Linked DNA regions of Homo sapiens: region 1 is linked to region 2. A link is a loop called in an ENCODE intact Hi-C map of the cell type or tissue named here. Cell type or tissue: endothelial cell of umbilical vein. All regions are shown on one strand. Links, peaks and the distances in the headings refer to the core of each region. The heading gives the core; the rest is flanking DNA.

What was found. Hi-C counts contacts between places; a loop is a spot of excess contacts. Peaks named below come from ENCODE experiments on the same cell type or tissue, not always from the same donor. Only the 100,000 strongest peaks of a DNase experiment are listed, where the experiment ranks them.
Region 1: a loop joins it to region 2, with 6 times the contacts of the local background. A loop is called at or near these places in 1 of 110 quality-filtered maps.

The regions. Positions count from the first base shown.
Region 1 is chr3:146,277,210-146,280,137 of GRCh38, reverse strand. No RefSeq gene overlaps it. Among named protein-coding and RNA genes, the nearest start is that of PLSCR4, 28 kb to the right of the region's middle. In endothelial cell of umbilical vein, for the core only: no CTCF peak of the experiment used is centred there; a DNase peak (open chromatin) is centred at 1,877; H3K27ac peaks cover 1,566 bases.
Region 2 is chr3:146,193,552-146,196,479 of GRCh38, reverse strand. PLSCR4 (phospholipid scramblase 4) reads left to right here. Exons shown (of 9, transcript NM_020353.3): 8 at 1,198-1,356; 9 at 2,025-2,928. The coding sequence ends at 2,069. Among named protein-coding and RNA genes, the nearest start is that of PLOD2, 34 kb to the right of the region's middle. In endothelial cell of umbilical vein, for the core only: no CTCF peak of the experiment used is centred there; a DNase peak (open chromatin) is centred at 1,249; H3K27ac peaks cover 1,729 bases.

The DNA.
Region 1 (2,928 bases), core at 329-2,828, 83 kb before region 2:
TTGTTATGCTTATTCCATTAAAAAAAAAAAACAAAAAAAGCAGCGAGGGGCAGAATATCTCTGCCAGGACCCAGCTCCATGGTCCAATCACAACTCTCTAGCATATTACAAAAACAAGAGACCCTCATTCCTGCTGACCCTCTGCCTGTGAGTTCTTACGTACATTACGTGATGCTTGCTGCTGTGTGCTGCTCCCGGTCTTTGGAAGAGAAATCTTAGTAAGTCATTGTGGAATAACTGAGGCAAAATTGTAGCTTTACAAAAAAACTGTGGCAAGAACAGTTAATGAGATCTACCTTCTAAACAAATGTGTAAGTTTTAATACAGTATTGTAAACTTTAAGCACAATTTTATACAGCAGATCTAACATCCATCTTACAAAATTGAAACGTTATGCCCATTGAATAGCAACTCCCTATTTCCCCCTCCATCTAGCCCCTGGCAACCATTCTAATCTCTGCTACTATGAGTTGACTATTTTAGTTACCTCATATAAGTGGAATCAGGTCATTGATCTTCTGTCGCTGTCTTATTTCACTTAGCAAAATGTCCCCAGGAATTCTTAACCTTATTTACCAGAGAGAAACATAAAGATGGGTGAAGTGAAATTACCAAGGTCACAAATCTAGTGATCAGCATTAATTGTCATTTGACTTTCCTATTCCAAGATAAATCATCAGTGATGCAGGCTTCTTGAGGGTGGAGGGGAAGCTAACATATTACTTACAGAGCCTCTCACAAGCACTTTTTATGTATTGACACATTTCATTCCATAACAAACCTCTAGGACAGGTACTAATATTACCCCTTTTTTACTGTGGAAGAAACGGAGGCAAAAGGAAGTTTGATAACTTCCTGGAAGTCATCTCCCCTTTAGTGAGTTGTAAAGCTCAAGTTCAAATCCAGATATCCTGGGGCCAGAGTCCATTTTCTTACCCTCTAGCTGTATTGAAACTCACATACTGGCTCAGGAACCCTTTCCTACTGCTAGGAATGCTGTCCAAACATAGCCATTCTGGGTCAAATAACCAGTTCTTTCCCTGAGGCAGGGAAAGGGAAGAATCTCTCCACTGGGAGTCAGGTTGTTGTGCAGGGCATCCGCAGGTAAGCAGAGCCAAGGTTGTGACCCAAGTCACTGGTGGGGTAGGCCAAAGGCAACAGAAATGCAGGGAGATGATGGGATAAATCAATAATCTTAAATCCATCAGATGACAGTTTATGACATATTTTTTCATGTCACCCATTAGGGATTCAAAATCATCAAAGTCACCAACACACTTTTTGTGCAGGACTGCTCTATGTATTGCAGGAGGCCTAATATCTCTGTGCATTGTCCTTTCAATGCTAACAATGTCTGTATCAAAGTGGCACCTACAAATGCTCCCTTGCACACATTCTGCCATGTCCAATATGAATTCTATGACTTGGTTTGTCCTATGCTGAGAATCACCGTGTGAACTCCTGAGGGGCGATCTAGAATCAGGAGTCCCAGGCAAATTATCTGTACCTCACTGCGATGTATCTTGTATCTTAATTTGCTTGGCTTTGCAGTAATTCCCAATTCCTGAGGACATGCCCTAAATTTCTCCCAAACGAGACCTCTACTTTTCCTTCATCTTCAAGAGAGAGTCTGAGTTCATCCATGTGTCTATAGCTTCATCAAGACTGAGTCCAAAGAAACAAAAACTGGAAGCAAAATGTTTGAATGACTTCCTGATGGGAAAACAATCATCTGACTAGAGTGGCAATATCCATGGGTAGATTCTTAGAAAACAAGTAAGGCAGAAGAACTTCCAGAGGTGACCAAAATGAAAGCTCTGGTGAACAATTCTAAGTCAAAGTCCTTAGAAGACTGTCATTAATTAGAGACAAGAGACAAATGCCAAGTCTCCAGGGCAGAAGCAAGTGTTAAATGAAAAATAAAGGATCAAAAGTCAGGAAACAGATGGAAATGGAATTTAAGAATTAGCAGGCCAGGAACATAAGAGTTGGAATGGTCTGGGATGACAGCCAGACTATTGTGTGTCTTGGGCCAGTTACTATTACTCAATGGTAAAGCTTGCACAATTCTGTGAATATAACAAAAACCACTGTATTTACAGTGTGAAAAGGTGAACTTTATACTATATAAATTATGTATCAATAAAGCTGTTATTTTTTACAAGTATATGGTTAGTTGAGATAAATGATAAATCAAGAAGACAGAATGTGGCAGTAATCTGTGAACCTAGTAGTCTCAAGACCTTTAAACTCAAAATCTTTGTGGATACATAGAACTGAGAGAAGCTGAAATACAAATCTCAGCCATGGCTATTAGCAGTCAAAAGTTGTGAGATTAAGATATCATAGATTTGAGAAAGTGACAGAGGGATTAAATTAGTTTCTTGATCTGAACAGTATCCTCTGGTATGTGAATGTAAACTTATTTTCTATTCTGAGGTATTTGGAGTTACCAGGAATATAAAAGGCATTTCCAAAGTATTATATCTTATGAACTTATTAATAGGATTCATATAAAATATTTTCTTTAAACCTTTTTTTTTTTTTTTTTTTTTTTTTTTTTTTTTTTTTTTAGAGACAAGGTCTCAGTCTGTCTCTCAAGCCAGAATACAGTGGTGCAATCATAGCAATCATAGCTCACTAAAACCTCAAACTCCTGGGCTAAAGCAATCCTCCTCTCTTAGCATCCCAAGTAACTGGGACTACAGACATGCTAAACCTTGCCTGGCTAATTTTTAACTTTTTTTTATATAGAGAGAGGGGTCTCCCTACATTGCCTAGGTTGGTCTCAAACTCTTGGCATCAGGTGATACTTCTGCCTGAAACACCCAAAGCGCTGAGATTATAGGCATGAGCCACCATGTCAGGCCTTTCTTTAAATCTTTATTGAAAAGTATTCTTGTTTTATAATTATTTTTATATGTATAT
Region 2 (2,928 bases), core at 134-2,633:
AAGTTATTGTGAGTAGATTGAGGTTTTCCAAAATGAAAGCTTTTTTTATGACTTCAGTACTTGATAAAAATAAAAAGAAATCATTTAATACATTAAATATTCTGAGAGTAAATAGCTTGACCTAATTCATCTATTCTATTGTTGGCTATATGTAATTAACCATTTTTTTCCCTAGATTTCTAGGCTGGGAATATAGGCTCTAAGTAATGCAAGTGCCCAACATGTCACAGAACATACCAAGTACTCCTTAGGCTGTGGAAATACTTATTTGCAGGATACAAGTCTGTCAGCATCCTCAAGAAATCGGATAACACTAACAATATGGATAAAACTTATAATAGTTTTAACATTTTTTTCAATAAAAAGAAAAATTATTTTGTTTTGCCTTTATCTCACTGGCTACAAAATGCTGGTTCATTACCCTACGAGTCTGACACAGGAAATTCCTAGAAATATTTCCTAGGCTTCTTAAAGAATATTTTTTGAATGCCTTGCAATTAGGCAAGATTCATCATCTTCAAAACTGCTTGCTCATATGTTTCCTATGATACTCAAGAAACTTTCCTTAGTTCTTATTTTCTATTACTGTATCGTTAAGCATTGCTTATTTATTAAAAGAGCAATGTAGATAAGCCAGATTGCTAGGGCAGGGTGTGTGTGATCATTCCCATTGCCAAGTGACATTAGAAGTTAGTATTTGGATATTTTCCCTGTGACAAGTGCCAGGTTTCCCCTTTTAGAAACTGAAGCTCGTTGGTATCTGGCCGTATATTAAGAAGACAAGGTGAATTTCACTCACAAAAACTTAAGTGATGTGAAGTGAACAGTACTTGTTTCCCGGTTTTTGCTCATAGGTTTCCCTAGTTTGGAAGTGACTCTCTCCCAATTCCCACCCTTTACTATGTTGAGAAGAATTTCATAATCAGTTCAAATCATACCTCTTCTTAAAAGGTCCCTTAATAACTCATTTGAAGATGAAGAAAGAGCAGCAGTCTGAGACTTTTAAGAATACCCTAGCTCAGTTATTAACCAGTTGCAAGGCAGTTAACCCTTTTTGGCCATTATTTTCTCATTTCAAATTATATAATTACATAGTCTTTTTCTGCATTGTATTTATGTTATCTGAACATAAGCAGAACATTAAAACATGCTTCAATGCGTTTCAATCATCATAAAGGCACATTCTTGTCATTCCAGGTCAAATCCCTTGATGGCATATCCAACATCGGCAGTATTATCCGGAAGTGGAATGGTTTGTTATCAGCAATGGCAGATGCTGACCATTTTGACATTCACTTCCCACTAGACCTGGATGTGAAGATGAAAGCCATGATTTTTGGAGCTTGCTTCCTCATTGTAAGCCTTCTATTTTTGAGTTATCCTGAGAGAGTTGTTCTTTCTGATGGAGAAGCAGTATAGTGTAGTATAAAGAATAAGCCTTGAAACCAATCCAACTTATCTCTGTGCCACTTACTAGTTACATGGTTTAGAAAGTGTTTACACTTGAAAGCCTCAGTTTCCTCATCTGTAAAATGGAGATTAAAATACTTATAATTTTCAGGGTTATGAATGTTAGCTATCATGGTAAAATGACCAGGGGAGTACTTAGATAACATTAGGTATCCATTGGGTATAATTATCATCATTGCATGTTATTTGTCATTGTCACTACTTAAAAATGCCTAGCCTATGATTTCTTAGTGAAATAACTCTAAAGTGGATGTCCCATTCCTCCTTCCTTTCTGCCTGTCACTGTACTCTTTGGGGTTGTCCAATCCTGAGATTATGAAGTTTTTCCTCTTTTTAATGATGAGATTCAGTTAATTGGCACTTCAAATGGAAAACTAACAGTTCCAAATTTGTAACTGCTGCTCTTCACAGTAGGTGCTCTTCATAAATATTTCCCTAAATTTATGTATTTTAACTGGAATGGGGGAATCCCCTAATAAATTACAAAGGATAATACCGCATGCATTATACCTAATTATCTATATATCTACATATAATTCTTTTTCCAATTTCAGGACTTCATGTATTTTGAAAGATCTCCACCACAACGTTCAAGATAGAGAGACACAGCAAGCCATCAACTATGGTTAATTTTGAAAAATGGAAAAGTTGGATTGGGCTTACAGTCAGCACTCAGTTATTTGCAAGTGTATTTCTTTGCTTTGTAGAGTATTTTTATTGGGTGTTAACTTTGACAGCTGAGAGTGGGCTTGCAAGAACACAATCTAAAAGTGTGTTTCAATTGAGTATCTCTCTAGTAGAATAGGAGTTCATCCTGAAAAGCTGTGACTCATTAACCCAGTAAACATATACAAAGTAAGCTTAAAACACTATAAACATGAGATAAGGGAAAATGAATCCAGAGTTCTCATATTAATAGGTAGTGAAACAATAAGGCTTTTTAGAGCAGACTTTGTTGGCATAAAATAACCTGGCTTCTATCCCTAACCCTTTCCTACCTTTCCTCTCCGTCAACATGTCCTCATACTGAAGACAAACTTGTTTCAATGATAGTCTTCATTTTTAAAAACAAAAAGGCAGGCAGACAGAAATAATGATGTTTTCTTGCACTAAGAAGGTACTACTTGTACACATATATCAAAACCTCATTCTGCAAAGTTTTTGAAGGTTTCAATGGGAAATTTGATTTTATTACAAAATAAAACATTTTTTAATGTTAAAGTTTATATATTCCATGCTTGTTTTCTCATTCACTGGCATGGATGATCAGGAGCTGCCTATATATGAAGGCAGAATCAGACTATCAGGAAAGGAGCTGGCCAGGGCCACAGCCAGTCAAGATCTCTGAGCAACTTAGAGACATTGGTGTCATTATATGAAGCTTGCATTTAATACATTTATACATAATACATTTGTACATTTAATTCATAACGTCTCTTGGTCACAGATGCCTTATAT